2 separate regions of the Homo sapiens genome follow, and region 2 is linked to region 1. The links are chromatin loops, found by intact Hi-C in ENCODE. Cell type or tissue: prostate gland. All regions are shown on one strand. Each heading gives the region's core, and the rest is flanking DNA. Links, peaks and the distances in the headings are about the cores only. Region 1 overlaps RAP1GAP2 (RAP1 GTPase activating protein 2). Region 2 overlaps METTL16 (methyltransferase 16, RNA N6-adenosine).

What was found. Hi-C counts contacts between places; a loop is a spot of excess contacts. Peaks named below come from ENCODE experiments on the same cell type or tissue, not always from the same donor. Only the 100,000 strongest peaks of a DNase experiment are listed, where the experiment ranks them.
Region 2: a loop joins it to region 1, with 5 times the contacts of the local background. A loop is called at or near these places in 3 of 110 quality-filtered maps.

What each region holds. Positions count from the first base shown.
Region 1 is chr17:3,005,184-3,021,101 of GRCh38, reverse strand. RAP1GAP2 (RAP1 GTPase activating protein 2) reads right to left here. Exons shown (of 25, transcript NM_015085.5): 15 at 15,662-15,733; 16 at 15,061-15,147; 17 at 12,957-13,091; 18 at 2,904-3,041; 19 at 507-625. Among named protein-coding and RNA genes, the nearest start is that of RAP1GAP2-AS1, 47 kb to the right of the region's middle. RefSeq lists an enhancer at 9,822-10,323. In prostate gland, for the core only: a CTCF peak has its summit at 7,946 (motif pointing right); a DNase peak (open chromatin) is centred at 7,961.
Region 2 is chr17:2,420,545-2,427,516 of GRCh38, reverse strand. It overlaps METTL16 (methyltransferase 16, RNA N6-adenosine), which reads left to right. Exons shown (of 10, transcript NM_024086.4): 9 at 6,613-6,786; 10 at 6,921-6,972. Among named protein-coding and RNA genes, the nearest start is that of MNT, 23 kb to the right of the region's middle. In prostate gland, for the core only: a CTCF peak has its summit at 5,520; no DNase peak of the experiment used is centred there.

The DNA.
Region 1 (15,918 bases), core at 7,009-9,508:
ATATCACACGTACCCCAAAAATATGCACAAGTACTGTGTGTTCATTTTTTTAAAAGAATCAGAAAGACAATTACCAAGAACAGGTTCAATGTAATGTAATATATGAGTTGCTTAAAAAGAAAAAAGCATAGAACCTTTTAGAAGCCCAGAGGAAGGTGCAACTAACTCTGCCTGGCAGAATCAGGGAAGGCTCCCATAAGACAGGCCATTTGAGTGAGCGTTGAAAAAGGAGGCAAAGAAACAAGAATCCAAGCAATGTTTCTAGCCTGGGTCAAAATGCGGCAAGAGTAACTCTGGAAGGTCCCAGGCAGAGACTGGCCAAGTCCGCCTCTTTGGATAAAGAGCTGAGTGAGTGACAGGGGACACACAGGTGCCTGAAGGCAGAGCCATCTCCTAAAGCTGAGCAAAGCTCCTCCCTGCAAGGTAGGGCACTGAACAGCTGTAGCAGTGGAGGGGGTTGACAGACCCCGCAAGTCAGGCTGGGGTAGGGGTTTCCCAACAGTTACCATCGTGCCCGGCTGTCGCCCTGGCCTTCTGAGCCCGTGTGCAGGCGGGGGAAGAGCCCCGAGCGTCGCTTGATGGGACTCCGTGACTGGTTCTTCACCGTTGCCGCCACCACTGGAGGCTGTCGATGAAATTGCCAAAATGAGTGCTCCCGGCCCAAACACCGATCTCCTATCCCCTCATCCTCCTCCCTGGTCTACAAATGGCTCCTGGTCTGGAAGAGACCCCAGAAAATAGCAAGACAGCTAGGAAGGTTGAGATCTATGTAACTGAAGCTGAGACCTGGAGACTCAGGCCAGTCACAGCCTCCTTCCCTGTGTTAAGCCAAACCTTGTGGTCCCAGGTCATGATCCACCAAAGACCACAACTGTTGGAGGAACACAGGGCCAGGCCCACCAAATTGAGAAGGTCAGAACAATTCCGGGGGACACAGGCTGAGAGGCACAGAGCCAGGGAGGCCCTGGAGGGACCTGGTTCAACCTCTCACTTTACCGGCAAGGAAGCTGAAGACCAAAGGTCTTCCAGCAAATCACTGGCAGGGTGAGGACTCCTGACTCTCCTTCATTCCTCGCAAACAAATGGAGCCGCGCAGGCGTTCCAATAACAAGACAGGCTGAGAGCCGCAGAGCCAGGGCCACAGGCACCAATGGGCGGTTGGCGGCAGCCAAGACGCCTTCTGCTTTGGAAAGCTGCCTGGCCTCACAGTGGACAATGAGTGGTGGGGGTTTGAGGAGGGCAGATGGGAGCCTGGAACCAACCTCTAGAGGCCACCAAGCCTCCAACTCAGGCCCCAGCTCCTGCCATGCACATGTTATGGCACCTCAGGAGAGCAATGAGACCCGACCTGAGTCTCCTCATCCACAGGATGGAGATGAGGCCCTGCTCTGCTCACGCCATGCACCTTCAGGGGGAAGCAAGATAATAGCTAGGAAAATATTTAGTCAATTAAATTAATTATGCGAGGCCATTTATAATACTCATAATTAGTTCCATGGTGAGTATGTTCTGCTATTTTGAAGGAAAAGAAAGGAAAATCCTAGTCTATACAAATCCAAAGCCACTTTGCTTTAGTTACTTAGATTTGGAGACAGGGTCTCACTCTGACATCCAGGCTGGAGTGCAGTGGCCCAATTACGGCTCGCTAGAGCCTCAACCTCCCCAGGCACAGGTGATCCTCCCACCTCAGTCTCCCAAGTAGCTAAGACTACTGGTGCGTGCCACCATGCTCAGCTAATTTTTGCATTTTTTTGTAGAGATGGGGTCTCACTTTGTTCCCCAAGCTGGTCTCGAATTCCTGGACTCAAGGGATCCACCCTCCTCAGCCACCATGCCCGGCCCACTTTGCTTTATGAAAGGCCCAACTACATGATTCCCTCCCCTTCCCAGCCCCTGGTACGAGTCAATCAGGCCCAAACTCACAGGCCTGCAGGACCCTTCCCTTGGGAACTGTACACATGGTGATGAACAGCACAGACTTTGGATCCAGCAGAATCGCATTCAAATTCAGTTGATTTTGTGTTTTGTTTTGTTTTGTTTTTTTGAGACAGTCTCGCTGTCACCCAGGCTGGAGTGCAGTGGCATGATCTCGGCTCACTGCAAGTTCCACCTCCCAGGTTCAAGCAATTCTCTGCCTCAGCCTCCTGAGTAGCTGGGATTACAGGCACCCGCCACCACGCCCAGTTAATTTTTGTATTTTTAGTAGAGACGGGGTTTCACCAAGTTGGCCAGGCTGGTCTTGAACTCCTGACCTTGTGGTCCACCTGCCTCAGCCTCCCAAAGTGCTGGGATTCCAGGCATGAGCCACCACGCCCGGCCTCAAATCCCAGCTCTTAAGCTTAGCTGAGTGGCCTCTAGCAAGTTACTGAGCCCCAGCGGGCCTCCTTTTCCTCAAATGGGAACAGGAGAACACATCAGCACCCATCTCGGGCAGCTGCTATGGGAAGCAGGTGAGATTGTGTCTACAGGTTACTCAGCTCAGTGCCTGGTACACAGTAAGCTGGGGTGGCTACTGCTGCCATTAATAATAACAAAGCAAGGACACCCCTCTCACAGTCATGGGTCCCGAGCCCCTGAGCAGCAAAACACACCCCAGGACCACACTGCAGGGCTGGCCCCGAGGAGGAGGTCTAGCTGTCAAGGAAACTCAAGAGAACAGGACAGGAGGGCTTCTAGCACCATCTGGGTCAACCCCGGGTGCTGTCTAGGATGGAGGCTCCAAAGGACCGTTTTCAGAGGTCAGGGGTCAGGGTCACCCCCAAGCAGCCTCAGTTTCCCACCATCATCCAGCTTGCCCTGATCAAGTCACCTGCCCAAGCCTGGGTGGGGGCACTCTTCCTCCATAGGTCTGGGGGGGGCCTCCCTGGGACCCACTTGCCGCCCCGGGGCCTGCCAGCACTCACCGAGAAGGTGGTCTTGGTGACCTCCATGCTGTTGTGGGAGATGCCCCCGCTGAGGCTGCCAGGGATGCCCCCACTGTGCGACTTCTTCTGGCCGCCCACCATGGTCTCCATGGAGTGGCTGCGTACGCGGATGGCCCTCTACGGGGAGAGAACAAGGGCCTGAGAATCAGCACCCGGGCTCTCCGGATGACTCTGCCCTCCTCGTGGGGTCTGTAGACACAGCCCTCAGCACACGTATGCGTGCACACATACACACACACACACACACACACACACACACACGGTCACAGAGGCCCATACTAGTTACTCCAGCTTACAGAGGATGTTTCCATATTCTGCCCCACACTCTGGGCATGGGTGGAGGCAAGGCACAGCCCCGGCTGGAGGGAATCTGAGGGGTCAGCGCCCCAGCTCCCCTGCACGGTGGACAAAGGTTATTATCTTCATCTTACAGGTAAGGAAAATGAGGCTTGGAGCTCGCCAAGCCTGTGCGACACTGACCTAGTTACTAACCTCTCTAAGCTACAGCTTCCTCATCTGTAAAATGGGAATTCTATGTTTCACACCCAGCATCGTGGTGGGGATTCAACACACTCAGGTGTCTGACCACAAGTTGACTCTTTTCCAGAAAACTGAGCCTCCATCTGTAATAAACACTGGATTGTATCCCAAAGTGTGCTCTGGGCAACTTGGAATATGCTGGCCATGGGTGCAAGTGTGTGAGGGTCTCTTACTCATCTGTGCATCAATCCATGCACTGAGCCGCCCCTCCCACTTGCAGGGGCTTCAGATCCGCCTTTGTTACGGCCCCTGGTCTGATGGAGGTGCTGAAAGAGATGCACCCTCAGCCTGGCAGAAGTGCAGGGTCTCGGGGGGCACGGAGCTGCTCAGGCCACCCAGGAGCAAGGGGCACACTGGCAAATGGTGAAGTACCCAGGAGAGGACCACCAGGGAGGTCAAGGCTTTGTCAAAGTACATGTGAGAGTGAGAACAGCTAAAAACCAAGATTACTCAGCCACGGGAGGGATGGACCCGGGAAGGCACAACCACCCCTCAGAGTGCTGTGTTGAAGCAGAGCTCGGCTCCACCTCAGGGGGGGATTTCCTGACAAAAGAAGTCCCAGGGGACTCTGGCTGCCCCCTGGATGATGCTCTCTCTGGCTCCAAAGGCCTTCAAAGATGGTGTGAGAATTCTAGGAAGAGAAGGTTCTCTCCAGTAACCCTTTGATCATTCCATCAGTCACTGGATCTGGCCGGGCAGGAATGCAACTCAGCAGTCAAAAGCATGGAGGCTTTAGGGTTTCACTGCCAGGATTTGTATCTGGGCTTCTGGGCCCTCTACTCCAGCACGCATTAGCTGAGTAACCCCGGGCAGGTGACCCAGCTTCTCTGAGACTTAGAGTGAAAGAGATGTTGGTGTCTACACCACAGAGTAGTTGTGAGAATACACACAGGGCTCTGAGGAGACAGCCCAGCACATCGTAATGATCTGATAAGTGTGGCTACTCTTACGGTTAATAACAAGCACCTGCTGCAGGCTGCTCACGTGCCTAGCACTGTGCCAGGAACTGGGAGACCCGCAGCAGGAAAGTCGAGATGTGTAGGACATGGCCTCTGCCTCTGAGGAATGCCCAAGACATATTCCTCACATTGGGCGATGCTGAAAGACCCAGAGCCTGTGGGGTGCTCCTTCTGGATTAATCAGTTGTCCAGGCTTCTGCAAGGGCAAAGACTCCTGGACACGAATATTATCTGTTGTTCACATACAAGTATCAACACCTCTGCTCCCTGAGCTCCCCACTGGCAGAGCCAGGTTCTAGCCAAACGTGTCCTCCTCCTCCATGGGACGCAGGATTAAGTCATGATCTGCCTAAGGCAGTCAGTTAGCCTATCCTCTTGCCAGTGGCAGAGGAGGGCATATCCACTGGGTGCGCTGGGGAAAGGTTTTCTCAATGATTCCCAAAAAAGATTTAACATGTCAGCAGTGTTTTGTCAGCAGACAAAACCATGACAATGATCTTAGGGCCACGAGGGGCCAAGCCTGAGGGACAAAGCTGACAAGCCAGGGAGGGCAGAGGGGAAAGACGAAAGGAATCTTGATGCTGACTGAGCCACGAGTCACCCAGCCCTCCTTGGACACCAGCTCATGAATTTTCCTTATCGTAGTGTGAGCTAGTCGAGGGAGGCTGCTCTCAGAACTCCAGCTTCAGAAAGCTGATGCAGAAGGACTAAGGTGTGGGCCCCGCTCCCCTTCCCCTCTGGATTCACACCTGTGCACACCTGTACAACTGTGTTGGCTCACACACCCCATGTGTAACCTACAGATGGTCTCATGTGGACAACCTCCCTTCCTCTTTTGAGCCATCTTTTTTTTTTTCTGAGACAGAGTCTAGCTCTGTCACCCAGGCTGGAGTACAGCGTGTGGCACGATCTCAGCTCACAGCATCCTCCGCTTCCCAGGTTCAAGAGATTCTCCTGCCTCAGCCTCCCGAGTAGCTGGGACTACAGGCGCCCGCAACCATGCCTGGCTAATTTTTGTATTTTTAGTAGAGATGGCGGTTCACTGTGTTGGCCAGGCTGGTCTTGAACTCCTGACCTCGTGATCCACCTGCCTCAGCCTCCCAAAGTGCTGGGATTACAAGCGTGAGCCACCACGCCCAGCCTTGAGTCATCTTAGGAAGAGCTGGGTCTACAGCAAAGTGGTCCCAAGAAAATGGCAGGGCTGCTGCTCCTGACCCAAACAACAGGTCTCCCTGGGCTCTCTGGACGTCAGGATTTCTCCAAGCTTGGGAAGGGCAAAGAACCCCATCCTGCCTGCTTTTCTATCCTGACAAGGGATGCAGACTCAGGAGGGCCATTTGTAAACCGGACAGCCCCCTAGATGAGCTACTGACAGTGAGGTGTGTAGCCCACCAGCTTCATACCCCTGATTTGATCGGGCATCTCTTATCTGAGTCAAAGATGCCCCTGGAGGGACATCTCTCACTCCCTCTCTATACCATAGAACAGGGTCACCTAGCAACAGTTTTCCTACCGCATGGTTAAAACAGTCAGCGCGTTCTATTTACCCCGTCACGCAAGCATCATAAAGCCATGTACCCTTTGAACAACTGAGGGCAGGACAGGGGTGGTGGCACACTGAGGTGTCCCTGGAGGAGCGGCGAGCTTCCTTTTTTAAAATAAATAAATAAATAGAGACAGGTTCTTCCTGTGTTGCCCAGGCTGGTCTCAAACTCCTGGGCTCCAGTAAGCCTCCTGCTTTGGCCTCCCAAAGTGAGCCACCAAGCCTGGCCGCAGCCAGGTTCCATGAATGAGTTAAGTGCTCCATAAATCTCAGCATCTCGGCCAGGGGCGATGGCTCACGCCTGTAATCCCAACACTTTGGGAAGTGGAGGCACGTGGATCACCTGAGGTCAGGAGTTCGAGACCAACCTGGCCAACATGGTGAAACCCCATCTCTAATTTTTGTAAAAAATACAAAAATTAGCCAGGCATGGTGGTGTGTGCCTATAATCCCAGCTACTCGGCAGGCTGAGGCAGAAGAATTGCTTGAATCCAGGAGGCTGGGGTTGCAGTGAGCCGAGATCGCACCACTGCACTCCAGCCTGGGTGACAGAACGAGACTGTCTCAAAAAAAAAAAAAAAAAAAAAAAATCAGCATCTTTACATTCTCTTGGTGCCCTTGTGCGTTGACAACACCATCATCAATCATGACATTCCAAACTAATCATTTATATTCTGCAATCCAGTCCAGCACCACACAATGACACTGCAGTCAACAGACTGCATAGATGACACTGGTCCTATTAAGATTCTAATACTATATTTTTACTGTACCTTTTCCATATTTAGATGTTTAGTATACAAATGCCTGTCTTTGTGTTACAATTACCTACAATATTCAGTAAAGGAACCTGCTGCACAGCTTTGTAACCTGGCAGCCACAGGCTCTATAGCCGACGTGTGTCCTAGGCTCGACCATCCAGGTCTGTGCTGGCAGCCACGCGCCCTATAGCCAACGTGTGTCCTAGGCTAGACCATCCAGGTCTGTGCTGGCAGCCACACGCTCTATAGCCGACGTGTGTCCTAGGCTAGACCATCCAGGTCTGTGCTGGCAGCCACGGGCTCTATAGCCGACGTGTGTCGTAGGACGTATTCCCGTCATTTCTCAGGACGTATTTCCCGTCGTTGAGTGACACGTGATTGTATTCCTCCCTGTCTCTTTCCCAGAAAGGATTCCATGTGGGAAATAGTAACTCCTGTGTAACAGTATCTGGTCTCATGAGCTTCACATACAAGATCTATTGAATCTCTACAATTCTGAGATGCAGAGAGGACAGGCATTGGACAGAAAAAGTTCTGAAGGGTAAATTATTGCCCAAGCCCACATAGCAGGTAAGAGATAGAGCCAGGATCCAAACCCAGAACCCTGGGCTCCAGATAAAAGGGTCCCTGTATATTAAAAACTGGTCCAGGTTGAAAATACAATTCAACTGGTGGATGACTGAAGGATGATTAGAAACCACGAATTTTCAAGGCTCCCACCAAAAAAAAAAAAAAAAAAAAAGAAAAGAAAAGAAAAGAAAAACTCAGAGGCTGGTGTCAGGGAGGACACTGGCTCCTCAATTAGTCCTGGTGCAGCCGCCGGAGTCAGCAAGGTAAGTGTGAGGAGGCGGCAGGCTGGGTAAGTGTGAGGAGTCAGCACCGGGTCTTCTGTCCCTCTAGCGGGGCAAATGCAAGACAGATGCCAACTCTGCTCCAAGAGACCATGACTCCGACCCAGGAGTGGAGCAGGGCCAAGCACAAGGCCTGAGCTCTCTCGTGGACCCCCAAAACAGCGGGGCCATCCTGACATCACAACTCCCCATCAGGAGGAAAAGGAGGGGGCAAAGACGCCAAAGACCAAGGATTCTTGGCGGGGCCCTGCTGTGCTCCACCTGCCATCACTGGCACTGCTAGGGGGACCGGCTTACAGGTACCTCCCTGCAGGTACTGCGGGGCCACAAAGACTGCCAGGGATAGCTGTGGCCCCTCCTGCCACTAGGGGTCAGGTCAGACCAAGGCATGAACTATCACAGTCCCTCAAAGGCTGGGAGAAATGAACCTGGCAACTCCCAGCTTGCCACGGTCCCGGGTCCATCACAGCCAGCCCGGCAGCCTTCTCCTCCCCGGTCCTCTGCTCCACCTCTGTGCGATGAGGTCAGTGGAGGGCTGGGTGAGCTCAGCATTTCTCAAAATGTGGCCTGCACGTGCTCTACGTCCATCTGACGTCGGTACAGCAAGTATCATCACTTTTCATTGCATTACGGACCAATAACAACCTCATCAACAGCTGGCAGTAACTGAGAATGGCACTGGAAAATGGTCTAGAGATCAGCATCGTTCAAACATAACGTACAGCTCTTTCATCGTGAAAGCTGTTCTCGCAAGACTCCCGAGAATCTGCTCACAGACCCCCAACCCCAGTGGCCCCATGGGCTGCGTATGCAGTGCTGACTTCAGGCCTTACCTATTTACCCTATAGGAACATCTCTTAATTTGGAGTGATCACTGCAAACTTTAGGTTTGTTTTTTTTTTTTTTTTTTTTTTTTTTGAGACACAGTCTGGATCTGCTGTGCAGTGGCGCAATCTCAGCTCACTGCAACCTCCACCTCCCAGGTTTGAGCAATTCTCCTGCCCCAGCCTCCCAAGTAGCTGGGATTACAGGTGTGCACCACCACGCCCATCTGATTTTTGTATTTTTAGTAGAGACAGGGTTTCACCACGTTGGCCAGGCTGGTCTCGAACTCCTGACCTCAGGTGATCCACCTGCCTCGGCCTCCCAAAGTGCTGGGATTACAGACGTGAGCCACCGCGCCCAGCCAAACGTTCAGTCTTTATAATTGGAAGGTTTTTTTTTTTAGATCTAAGTGAAAATGCAAACTTTAGAAGTGTTTGTAGAACCAGCAGATTCCTGAGACTATCTCCAAGCAGTTCAGCTTGAAAAGTAGGTCTAGATGTCCAAAAGCCAACTGTTCTGTGTCTCATGGGAGAAACGCTTCCATTACAGCTGGGAGGACAGAAGTGAGCTGTAAGGAACTGCTCCAAGCGGGGTGAGGTGCCAGGCGGCACAACACAGGGCAATGGCAGGCCTGCTGCTCAGGAGAAAGATCAAGGGTCAGTGCTGACGTGGGGGAGCAGCAGCCTCACCAGGGGCAAGGATGGATGGCTGAGATGGCTTTCAGCCCTGGGGATTCTCAGTTATGCTCCCATCAGCCTGGGAAATGAGAACTTTGACAGGAAGGAGGCCGGGCGCAGTGCCTCACGCCTGTAATCCCAGCACTTTGGGAGGCCAAGATGGGCGGATCACCTGATGTCAGGAGTTCAAGATCAGCCTGACCAAGATGGTGTCCCTACTAAAAATACAAAAAATTTAGCCATGTGTGGTGGCGGGCACCTGTAATCCCAGCTACTCGGGAGGCTGAGGCAGGAGAATCGCTTGAGCCCGGGAGGCAGAGGTTGCAGTGAGCCGAGGTCGCACCACTGCACTCCAGCCTGAGCCTGGGCAACAAGAGCAAAACTCCATCTCAAAAAAAAAAAAAAAAAAAAACTTTGACAGGAAGAGATAAAGGCCTGTAACTTTTCTTCCTGGAACATTTCAGGTATCACTTGTTTCAAGAGCGATCCCAGGAAGGTGTGGGTGAACTCCCTAAGCAACGTCCTGTTGACACAGCAGCACCGCCCAAGGTGCCCAGGAAAAAAAAATACCAAAACTAGGGATGGTTTCCTGAGCTGGGCCAGACACACAGGCCTGGCCACAGGCATGGCCTAAACACCAGAATCCACCCCAGGCCCCAGGGCTCCATTCGGCTGAGCCTGGCCTGTCCCCAGCTCAGGCCTCCATGCTTGGGAGATGTGAGGGCAATGACGAAAGGGACAGGGAACAGGAGCTCGTGCTCCCCAGGTGGGAGGGAAAAAAGCTGGTCACAAATGGCCGGGCGCGGTGGCTCACACCTGTAATCCCAGCACTTTGTGAGGCTGAGGTGGGCGGATCACCTGAGGTCAGGAGTTCGAGACCAGCCTGGCCAACATGGTGAAACCTCGTCTCTACTAAAAATACAAAAAGTTAGCCGGGCGTGGTGGCGGGCACCTATAATTCTAGCTACTCAGGAGGCTGAGGTAGGATAATCACTTGAACCCGGGAGGCAGAGGTTGCAGTGAGCCAAGATTGCACCACTGCACTCCAGCCTGGGTGACAAAGCAAGACCCTGCCTCAAAAAAAATTAAAAAATAAAAAAATTTAAAAAAAATCTGGTCACAACCGTCAGGGCCCTGAAGCTTACTCTGTGTGACTGTCACAGTCTCTCCCACGCCCCACGGTGCTACCTCAGGTAGGTGTGAGAGCAGAATCTGGAAGCAGGCCTGTCTTCAACCTACAGTTGCAGGGTTTTAGTATTGAAAAGAATTCCCTGGATCACTGGATCAAAGATGAGTCGTGATAAAGTCTTAAAGTGTTTCCTCTCTTGTAAGCCCCTCTAGGAATACGTCAGACCCCCTCGAGTCAAGCACAGATCAACTGCGACTCCTGCCAGAGGCGGGGGACTGGACAGAGCGGCCTCAGGCCACTCTCTTTATACCTGCCACCTGTATTTAGCTGCTGGACCACCTCCTCCATTGGGCACCATGGGCAGAGTGTCCACAGCCTACAAGCATCTCCAGGATATAGAAATACTTGAAACCTGAAAAACCAATTAACTCCAAAATACTACAAGAAACCTGCAAAACTCAAAACAAGTGCTTCATTAAATGTCTACAAAATACAACATTATGTTGGCTCCCCAACTGCAGCTCAACTTTTCTTTTTTTTTTTTTTTTTTTTTTTTGAGACAGTCTCGCCCTGTCTCCAGGCTGGAGTGCAGTGGCGTGATCTCGGCTCACTGCAACCTCCGCCTCCCGGGTTCACGTGATTCTCCTGCCTCAGCCTCCTGAGTAGCTGGGATTACAGGCTCACGTCACCACGCCCGGCTAATTTTTGTATTTTTAGTGGAGACGAGGTTTCACCATGTTGGCCAGGATGGTCTCGATCTCCTGACCTCGTGATCCGCCTGCCTCGGCCTCCCAAAGTGCTGGGATTACAGGCGTGAGGCACGGCACCTGGCCTCACCTCTTATAGTTCTGCATAAATTACATTTACTGAGGGATGCAGAATGTTTTGATACGTGGGCTATGGAGTGTGGTGGAGCCTCTGGAAGGAAGTCTAGAGCCTGTGGAAGGCTTAATGTGGTGCCCCCCTTCCTGCCTTCCCCAGACCCAAGCCCGTTTTCCTGTTTACCGCATCTCACACTCTCCATTCTCTCGCTGGGTTGTCTGACCTGGCGCCCTCTCTCCTCCCGTTCCTCTTCTTCTGCATCCCTCTTCCGTCTTGATCTCCCAATTTCTCCTATTTCACCCGGGCTCCCACTGTCCATCAGCACTGAAACAGGTGCCCCAGGAATCACCCACCAGCCTGGACAAGCAGCTCAGCTCCTTTTCCCAACCCCAAGAGGCATCTTGGCAGCTGGCCCCAACTAGGGTAGGAAGAGCTGTGCCCTGCTCTCTGCGGTCCAGCCGGGCAGTGGGGGACTGACCCCAGGCCTGCCCGGGCCCAGGCTAGTGCGGGTGGAATCTTAACAAAGTCAGGAAGTGGGAGGTGGTGTCGGATTTGGAATCCGGCGGACCTGGATTCAACTCCACCTGCTCCCACAAATGATTCTGTCTCTTTGAGGCTTGGTTTCCTCCCATATAATACTATGCCTATCATTATTAAAACTGAGTATGAACTATTATACCAAAATTATTACACCCCAAATAATAGCCTTCCTCACAGGGCACTGAGGGCAGTTGTGAATCTCCAGGTGGGATAATGTGTGTGAAGCTTTCACTTTATACAACTGTAATAACAGCTGACATTTTTGAGCATTTACTATATTCCAGGCAATCTGGACTTTTCCAGGCATGGTATCAATGAACTCGCACAATGGCTCTGACAGGGGTCCTGCTTCCTATCCTTATGTTGTTGACAAGAAAGCTGCACCTTAAGAGGCTTGAAAGACTGCCCAGGATCCCACAGAGCTGCGGTTTTAATAGAGGTGGGTGTAGCCCTACACATAATTCCCCATAAAGTCCCACACATAATGCCCCCAGATGGGAGTTTCCAAATCACCTTCTAACAGGCAATCCAGCAGCACACGGACCTAAGAATCAGAAGACCTGCGTTTGAAATGAGGCTCTAACTCTGCCTCGGTGTAAGGACCTGAGCAGGCCTGTGGCGTCTCTCATCCTGTCCCCACGTGTGTTCGTGAATATAACAAGACCCGTTCCGCCACCTGCACAGGCTGACAGCCAGGCTCGAGCCAGATGCTGGGTCTACGTGCTGCGTGGACCAACAAGCACTCAGCAAGCATAAGATGAAAAACCTCTACCACACGCCAGCTCGGGGGCCGTCCGAGCTCCACTTGAATACTTCCAGGGACAGGGAGCTCACTGCTTCCTTTAGCAGCTCCTTCTAGTTAGTTTTTTTCCCTTGGCAAAGTCCAAAGGGACTTGCCTATAGTTCCATGGCCCCTGCCCAGCCAGGTCTTCCAATGCTCGGCCGGCTGGCTAGGAAGAATCACTGTGGCACCCACAGCAGCTACGAAGACCCGTAAGGGCTGTGGTCCTCGCTCCTGCCATTCTGCCCTGGGCTCCCCAACCCAGGAGGAGGCAGGTGAAAGCGCCGATGTTCCTGGCTTGCTCCAGCTCCTCTCCTACTGCTACCTCTTTACCTGTCCCTGCTTAACAGACTTCTGGGCCCGGAGGAGATGACCCAGATAGAGGAAGGATGGGGAGGCTGCTGAGAAAACTGCTGGCTGCTCCAGCCTCACACACTTCCTAACGGCCCTGCCCTTTGCAAACACCTAGGATACCCATACGTTTCCTGTCACCCCTCCAGCTGGCCCTTGGGCTCTGGGATCAGTATCCCATGGACCTTGGACCACTTCCTTTCTTCCCCAATCCCAACCCCACAGCAACCATCAGTCACTCTGACGCTCATACCTTAAAAGACTCCAGGAACCCCCCGTGGCCTCCATTCTCAAACTTGTCCTCCTCTGGGCCCAGTCCCAGCATGGCCTGTGTGTGGGCGTGGAGCTCATCGTGAAGGTTGTCCAGGAGGGCAGCCCTGGTCCGGTCCTAGAAGGGAAGAGGGTGGGGATGGAGAAGCTGGCTCTGAGAGCAGAGATGTGCCTGCTCCTTGTGAGCTCCAGACACCTGGCCTGGAGGCTGACATTCTGCCCAGCCCGGCCCAGCAACGGTGTGGACCTACTGCTGAGCTGAGCTTCGTGCTCACAAATGCTGCAGCTAAGATGAAGGCTGCGTGCTCGGCCTCCTGCTCTACTCCCCCTGCCCTTCTCCCTGGGTCGTCCCACCACTGCCACAGCTCCACCCTGGTGGTAGAGGAGCAGAAGGAAGAGTGAATCCCAGCCCGGCCCTCTGCCCCAGCTCCACATCCACGCACCCAACTCCCCACTGCTCCTCTCCATCCAGATGTTCGTCCAGAGCCATGCACATGGATGCCAGGGGCCGCTATTCACACAGATGAGGACTGGCCCTTTCAGCAACCCGGCCTTCGCAGGCACAACTTGGCCACCATGTCATCAAAGAGCCCAGGCCAAAGGCCCAAGAGTCACCCTACAATCAATCCCACGTCCCACAACACTTACAGCCAGGAGTCCACCAAGTCTTCCCAACCTTGACCCTAAACCATTTCCTTCCATACAGTATAAGCCTTTGTCATCTCTCCTGCATTCCTGTAAATAGCTTCTAACTGGCCGCCTTCCTGCACCTCTTGCCCTGCAACCTGTCCTTGTCACCATCGTTCTCAATGACACCACTGTCAGAGCAATCCCTCTGGCATACACATCGAGCCCCTCACTCTCCTGCCTAAGCGCTTTACCAGCAGCCCACCGTCCCGAGCTCAAAGCCCTTCTGGATCTGATCCAACCAACATCTCCGGCTGAGTCTCCACCATTCCAGCCCCCGTGGGTCCTTCAGCCACAGCAAACCCTCAGGAGCTCCCTCCTGACGTCAGGCTCTGGTTCTTCCTGACCTTTGCTCATGCTGTCTACCATGCCAGATCAGCCCTCCCTTCCCCACTCTTTCCTCCTGGCAGAAGGTTCATCTGATATCAAGATTCAGCTGTGCATGAGCCACCTCCTCCAGGAAGCCTTCCCTGAACACACCCTCTGTCCCCTACAGGCAGAAACAGTCACTATCTGAGCTGTGCTGACCTCCATCCCAGCCTAGTGCTGGCACACTGTACTATAACTATCTATTTAGTAATGACCCCCTGCCCCACCCCCCGACTACCCTGTGTACTCTCCAGGGATAGAAACTGTCTCACTTATCCCCATATCCCAGGGAACAGAATAGGGCCTGACACATAGTAGGTGCTTTAAAAATGACTGATTGGGCCAGGCGCAGTGGCTCACGCCTGTAATCTCAGCATTTTGGGAGGCCGAGGCAGGCGGATCACGAGGTCAGGAGATCAAGACCATCCTGGCTAACATGGCAAAACCCCATCTCTACTAAAAATACAAAAAATTAGCTGGGCGTGGTGGCGGGCGCCTGTAGTCCCAGCTACTCGGGAGGCTGAGGCAGGAGTATGGTGTGAACCCGGGAGGCAGAGCTTGCAGTGAGCCAAGATCGGGCCACTGCACTCCAGCCTGGGTGACAGAGTGAGATTCTGTCTTGAAAAAAAAAAAAGGACTGATTGGCCAGGCGCAGTGGCTCACGCCTGTAATCCCGGCACTTTGGGAGGCTGGGCCAGGCGGATCACCTGAGGTCAGGAGTTCAAGATCAGCCTGGCCAACATGGAGGAAACCCTGTCTCTACTAAAAATACAAAAATTAGCTGGGCGTGGTGGCGCACACCTGTAATCCCAGTTACTAGGGAGGCTGAGGCAGGAGAATCACTTGAGCCCGGGAGGCAGAGGTTGTGGTGAGTCCCAAGATCATGCCACTGCACTCCAGCCTGGGTAACAGAGCAAGACTCTGTCTCAAAAAAAAAAAAAAAAAAAAAAAAGATGGAGGAGCCCTGGATGAGGCTGGCTAACAGGTGGCCCAGCAGTCAGGAGGGAGACCTTCAGAAACCACACTCTCACCTCCAGCTTTGCAAACTTGTCCGACTTGCAGCAGGCGTTCTCGGCATTGGTGAGCTTGGTGAGCAGAAACTCCCTGAATTCCGGGCCCTGGAAGAGACAAGACGGACCTCAGGTCTGTCACTCTCGGCTGTTGCCAGAAGGTCTTCAGCCACAGTGACAGGCAGGCAGAGCCGGGGCCATGGGGAGAACCCCTGAAAAGTCCCTTCCGACAGCGGATCATTTCTAGCCCAGGCCAAGCCCACTTGCAAATATCCCAACAAGGAAACCCGCTTCCCTGGTCCTGGGAAGCCACAGTGGCACTTCCACGACTGGAGCTCATTCCTGCCCAAGGCTCCTTGACCGGGGCTCAACATAAAAGCCCGTCTTTCAGCAGAAAAGCAACCCCAGTGTCAAACACCCTGACAAGTGGTCCTATGCTGGGCCAGACTGGCAGCATGAAAGAGGTGGGGAGAGACCCCAAGAAAGGAGGTTCCCCCCAAAACCTGCAAAAGGAGCTCCCTAATGTTCCCAGCCTGAATTTGGCTCCATCCCAACCATTGCTACTCAAGCACTGAGACCTGGCATCGTGGATGCGAGAGGGGCAGAAGGAAGAGTGTCCTACCTTCTGGAAAACGGGGGGACTGGGCAGAGGTGGACCAAAGGTGGGCACATCTTCCCGCGCAGTGACAGAGACCTGAGTGAAACAGAGTCATGGTACGGACCTGGAGGGAAGAGACGAGCGCTGCCCCTACGGGAGCCACGCTCCTTACAAAGCTACTCACCTTCTCCCTCCTCCTCTTCCCAGAACACAAACAAAATACTCCTGTGAGCATCGCCAGCACAGGCCCTGACCCTGTTCCTAGAAGTGGGGCCGGACGG
Region 2 (6,972 bases), core at 4,396-6,895, 590 kb after region 1:
AACAAAGTGATTTCTGAAAATAGCTACTTTTTTACTTTTACAATTCTTTTTTGTCCTTGGAGACTCTCATGATGGATTTCAAAGTCATTTGGAACGTTTCCACTCTGAATTTTCTGCATGGAGTCAGGACAGAGGTTCGTTTGTTTCATCATCTTCAGATTTTTAGGGAGTGCCTTTTTTGTTGTTAGTTTTGTTTTGTAATAAAATATATTTCTTATTTCTCTACCTGTGAAATGAAAAAAATCTCAAAAGAATGGTCAGAAGTCTGACTTCTTTCTTCTATCTCATTCACCCTAATCCTTTACTTCTTCATGGGTTACTATTTAAACAGTTTTATAATTTATCATTCCTTTATTTGTATTTATATTTTTGAGCCAGGGTCTTGCTCCGTTGCCCAGGCTGGAGTGCTGTGGCACGATGTCGGCTCACTGCAGGCCCTGCCTCCTGGGTTCAAGCTATTATTCTCCTGCCTCAGTCTTCCGAGCAGCTGGGATTACAGGTGTATGCCTCCATGCCCGGCTCTTTTTTTTTTTTTCGTATTTTTAGTAGAGATGGGGTTTCACCATGTTGGCCAGGCTGGTCTGGAACTACTGACCTCAAGTGATCTGCCTGCCTTGGCCTCCAAAAGTGCTGGGATTGCAGGCATGAGCCACCGTGCCTGACCCATTTTTTCAAATTCAAAGAAATACACGTATGTATTTATAATCATTCCTTCTTAAATAGGTAGCATTCTGCAATAGTTTTCTTCCCCTTGCTATTTTTACTTTTTTTTTTTTTTTTTTTTTTTTGAGACGGAGTCTTGCTCTGTCACCCAGGTTGGAGTCCAGTGGCGTGATCTCGGCTCACTGCAACCTCCGACTCCCTGGTTCGAGCAATTCTCCTGCCTCAGCCTGCCGAGTAGCTGGGATTATAGACACGTGCCACCATGCCCAACTAATTTTTATATTTTTAGTAGAGATGGGGTTTCACCATGTTGGCCAGGCTAGTCTTGATCTCCTGACCTTGTGATCTACCTGCCTCAGCCTCCCAAAGTGCTGGGATTACAGGCGTGAGCCATGGCACCCGGCTGCTATTTTTACTTTTTACTGTTTTTACGTACTCCTGGGGGTGATTTCAGGACATTTTAAACAACGACCTGTCAGATTAAGATGAAAGAAATGGGCTGGGTGTGGTGATGTGCACCTGTAGTTGCAGCTACTTGGGAGGCTGAAGTGAGAGAATCACCTGCGCACAGGAGTTCAAGGCCAGCCTGGGCAACATTGTAACTCCCTATCTCTTTTAAAAAACAGACGGCCACTGCACTGGGGTCTCCTCTCTGCCCTGTCCCCTTTCCACTTGAGGTTTTTCTAGAAGCTGCTTTGCCAAAACAAAGAGGTTGTGGCTTCGTGCGCACCAGATTTCTCTGTAGAATGGCTCTTCTCTTCCTGCAAATACTAGAGAGAATTTAATGATTTCATTCAGCCTGTGGCTTTTTTTTTTTTTTTTTGCCTTAGCCATAATTAACGGAGACATAACATGCTACACTGATCTGTGTCAAGCTACACCACATGTGAAAGTTTCTTGGCTGATGGCATCATTGAGATTTAGAAATTAAAGTGAAGATTCAAATTTGTACCAGTCTGGGCGACATGGCAGAACCCCATCTCTACAAAAAATACAAAAATTAGCTAGGCATGGTGGCACACACCTATAGTCCCTGCTACTCAGAAGACTGAGGTGGGAGGATCACTTGAGCCTAGGAGGTGGAGGCTGCACTGAGCCGTAATTGCGCCACTGCACTCCAGCCTGGGTGCCAGAGCATGACCCTGTCTCAAAAAAAAAAAGACAAGAAAAGAAATTTGTAGACCACCCTGCTACGTAGCATATTTTAAAATTTAAGAACTGGTTTTTTGTTTGTTTGTTTGTTTGTGCCTGATTGATGGCTTCTGTGATCTAATGTGTTTTTAACGCTTGCAGTTCCTCTCTTATTGATGATCATTCCTTGACTACTTGGAATTCAAAAGATATAAAACCTGTGGTCTCTGCAGACCTACGACTGCTCACCAGGCTTCTCTCACATTGTAATTCCAGCAGTGCATCTTCAAATCCAAAATCAGCTGTAAATTCACCTAGTTCTTTGCATTAAACTGGATTAATCATTGTAAATGATTGGTTTTGGGGTAGACTTTAAAATGTTGAATTATTTATGTACGCCTTGCCTGCTAAACTAGATTATGACAGTTTGAGTGTAGCACTCTTCATTTAAAATATTTGTGTTTTGCAATTATAAGGATATTAGCAAAATAAGATCATTTCAATTGGGGAAAAACTGACAGCTTCTATGTACTAGTGTTTGCAGCAAAATGTAAAAATTGCCTACGACCAGAGAGCTGTGGTGTTGAATTTAACTATTAATTTCTTAGAACTTGATCCTATATTTTACTGTGACCCTGCCCACGAGGACTTTTCATGATAAATAAGAGGGGACTGAACAACTGCTGTGAGCCATACTTCAGTTAATCTTTCATCATTTAAAAGCCTTGCCTGAGAACTCCTGGAGTATGAATTATCTGTCTTTTTTTTTTTTTTTGAGACGGAGTCTCGCTCTGTCACCGAGGCTGGAGTGCAGTGGCGCGATCTCTGCTCGCTGCAAGGTCCGCCTCCCGGGTTCACGCCATTCTCCCACCTCAGCCTCCCAAGTAGCTGGGACTACAGGCGTGTGCCGCCACGCCTGGCTAATTTTTTGTATTTTTAGTAGAGATGGGATTTCACCATATTGTCCAGGATGGTCTCAATCTCCCGACCTTGTGATCCACCCACCTCAGCCTCCCAAAATGCTGGGATTACAGGCGTGAGCCACTGCGCCTGGCCTGTCTGTCTCTTAATGTCTAGTTTCTATAGTAGAGCAAAGCCAAATTGAAGACCGTCCTGAGATGATGTGTGTGCATGTGTGTGCTAGAGCAGTTCATTAGAAATCTTCCGAATGCAGCTGGCGCAGTGGCTCAGGCCTGGAGTCCGAACACTTTGGGAGGCTGAGGCAGATGGAGAGCTTCAGCCTATGAGTTCCAGACCAGCCTGGGCAATCAATATAGCAAGACCCTTCTCTATTTAAAAAATAAAAATAAGGCCGGGCGCGGTGGCTCACGCCTGTAATCCCAGCACTTTGGGAGGCCGAGGCGGGCGGATCACGAGGTCAGGAGATCGAGACCATCCCGGCTAAAACGGTGAAACCCCGTCTCTACTAAAAATACAAAAAATTAGCCGGGCGTAGTGGCGGGCGCCTGTAGTCCCAGCTACTTGGGAGGCTGAGGCAGGAGAATGGCGTGAACCCGGGAGGCGGAGCTTGCAGTGAGCCGAGATCCCGCCACTGCACTCCAGCCTGGGCGACAGAGCGAGACTCCGTCTCAAAAAAAAAAATAAAATAATAAAATAAAATAAAATAAAATAAAAGGAAAATTTTTTAAAAAATCTTCAGGAATATCAAGTTTGTTGACTGACCATTGTATATGGGAAAGTTGGGTCAGGATGCAGGTGAAGGAGCCATATTTGAGAGAGGGAAGTTTTCATTTTAGTCCTGAGATAACTGGGTAATAAGTTGTCGATTTTGTGATTTCTGACTTCCTCAGAACTCTGAAAGTATCCCTGATAGAGTTCTTGTCAGGTTGGTAAAGATGTATTTTCTTATTTTAATCTCTAGAAATGATGAAGCCCGTCCTTACTTTTGGAGAAAGAGTGTCGCAGGTCAGCTTTAGCATAATGAGAAACAGCAATATCCTGACTTTACTGGTCAGAATTTGTGAGCAAAATGATCACTCCTTCTGTGAGAAGAGATGGGAAGTGCTGCCCTTTTAGCCATGCTTGTAGGTGACCTTTGCTGTACAGGGCGGGCTGGCAGGGAGGGCCAGGTTGCAGTGAGCTCTCCATGGTCATGGCCTTTGATGTTGGGACGGGGAATGGGGAGTCTGATTCTCCACCCCCATCATCCTCCCACACACCGGCTTAATACGCTTCTTCCCCAGCTTAATACGCTTATTGTAAGCTCCTTACTGCAAAGCGTTAGGCTCTCAGTAGACTAGAAATTATGTTTCTCATGCAGGATGATTGAGTAATAACAATATGACTGTCTTAATGTCAATATGAATTTGTCTCATCTTGTCTGAAACATAATTGAACAAGTTCAGGTTCAGACAGGTCTTAGAGTCCACTATTCATTTCTCAAGAGCAGGTTCTTCAAACACACACACACACACACACACACACACACACACACACACACCCTTTGTTTTTTATCCTTCCCTAACAGTTTCCTAGTATAGAATAAACTGGTTAGGTTGTTGTGTATGTATGCAGTGTGAGGCCGCTGGTTAGTTCTTATTAGAAGACGTCCCCCAGTAATCAGAACCTGTGGTGTCTGCATGTGTGCGTGTGCGCTGTCAGTGTGGCCAGGTACGACTGGAATGATCAGTAGCAGTCGTCAGATTCCTTTTAGCAGAAAAAGATCTTCAAACCTGACTTGGTGTTTTTTCTTTTTTATCCTTTTTGTTGTTGTTGTTTTTGAGACACAGTCTCCTTCTGTCTCCAGGCTGGAGTGCAGTGGCGCAATCTCATCTCACTGCAACCTGCACCTCCTGGGTTCAAGTGATTCTCCTGCCTCAGCCTCCCGAGTAGCTGGAATTACAGGCGCGGCCACCACACCCGGCTAATTTTTGTATTTTTACTAGAGATGGGGTTTCACCATGTTGGCCAGGCTGGTCTCAAACTCCTGAGCTCAATCCATCCGGCCGCCTCGGCCTCCGAAAGTGCTGGGATTACAGGCATAAGCCACCACACCCAGCCTAAAGTTTCTACTTTAAAGAAAGAAATTCTCAGGCTGGACACGGTGGCTCACACTTGTAATCCCAGCACTTTGAGAGGCCGAGGTGGGTGGATCACGAGGTCAAGAGATCGAGACCATCCTGGCCAACATGGTGAAACCCCGTCTCTACTAAAAATACAAAAATTGGCTGGGCTTGGTGACGTAGTCCCAGGTACTTGGGAGGCTGAGGCAGGAGAATCGCTTGAAACCGGAGGTGGAGGTTGCAGTGAGCCGAGATGGCGCCATTGCACTCCAGTGACAGAGTGAGATTCCATCTCAAAAATAAATAAATGAATAAATAAATTTTCAATACAGTGGTGGCATTGGTTTTGTTTTTTTTTTTTTCTAAAACGGAGTTTCACTCTTGTTGCCCAGGCCCAGACTGGAGTGCAGTGGCACAATCTCGGCTCACTGCAACCTTTGGCTCACTGCAACCTTTGGCTCCTGGGTTCAAGCAATTCTTCTGCCTCAGCCTCCCGAGTAGCTGGGATTATAGGTGCGTGCCCCCATGCCCAGCTAATTTTTGTATTTTTGGTAGAGACGGGGTTTCACCATGTGGGCCAGGATGGTCTTGAACTCCTGACCTCAAGTGATCTGCCTGCTTCGGCCTCCCAGAGTGCTAGGATTACAAGCATGAGCCACCGCGCCCGGCAGGTGCCATTGGTTTTTAAAGTGGAACTTGAGTCCCTCTAGTGGGTAGGGTATAATTCACCTTCCCAGCTTGAGATAGAATGGAAGATGCCAGTCGTGATTTTCTTGGAACCAGCTTTGAAATCCAGTCTTCTCATCAGCGCCGGTGTCACCCTCCCCAGCTAAAAGGCAGTGCTTAGCTCGCCGCCGGCTTGGTCCCGACATCAGCCACGATTCAGGAGTCCTCCTCCTCTGCCCACGTGATCTTAGTGGCCCTGATCCTTCCTCGCATGTCATCTCATGGCTGTGGTTCACCGGCTGCTTTATCTCAAGCCTCAGCCAATATAAACTCAAACTACAAGTTGATGATGTTTCTGCCCTGCAGTTCTTTCCAGCCAAGAACACAGTGCCCCCAGGGTCCTCGAGTTGTCATGAAATAAATAATTGTGCAGGTCTGCTTTGGGTACCACAGGTACACGAAGGACGTTTAGCAGTTGGAGGAGTTACATCTGATAGCCAGAACAAAGGCAGTGCGGTGCGGCTGGAAAGAACGTGGGTTCGGCGTTCAGTCCTAACTGCAGTTACTGTGTGACCTTGAGCTGTGTGACATAGCCTTTCTGTATCTTCGTTTTCCTGGAGATGCCTAAACTATCTTGTGGGGTTCTTATTTTTTTAATTAAAAATTTTTTTTTTCTTAAGAGACAGGGTCTCACCCCGTTTCCTGGGCTAGATTGCGGTGGCGCAATCAGAGCTCCCTGCAGCCTGGAAGTCTTGGGCTCAAATGATCCTCCCTCCTCTGCTTTCAGAGTAGCCGGGACCACAGGCATACACCATTGTGGCTGACTAGTTTTAAACGTTTTTTTAGAGATGGAGGTCTTACTATGTTGCTGGGGCTGATCTCAAACTCCTGGGCTCAAGTGATGCTCCTGCCATGGCCCCCCAAAGTGCTGGGATTATAGGCGTGAATGACTGCACCTTGCAGGGTTGTTTTAAGTGCTGGACATAACACACACAAAACCCTTTGTGTTTTCAGTGCTCTATGATTGGTAGCAGAAGTTGTGGAAATTTTCTCTGAGTTCATTACAATGCATGAGGTTTAATTATTCGGATAACTTTCTTCTCTTTTCTATGCTTCCTTTTTCTTGCAGTCACCACCAAGTAAGCGAAGAAAATTAGAGAAACCGAGAAAACCCATAACATTCGTGGTGCTGGCGTCCGTGATGAAGGAATTATCCCTCAAAGCATCACCTCTGCGCTCGGAGACGGCGGAAGGCATAGTCGTTGTCACGACATGGATTGAAAAAATTCTCACTGATTTGAAGGTACCTGCTTAACCATATTGACGAAGTACTCATAATGATCCTTCTCTTTTTTCTTTTTTCTTTTTTTTTTTATTGAGAGTTTGGAGAGAGGGGAAACGTGATTTCCCACAAAATTCTGTTTTTCCTCCAAACAGGTCCAGCATAAACGAGTTCCCTGTGGAAAAGAGGAAGTCAGCCTTTTCCTAA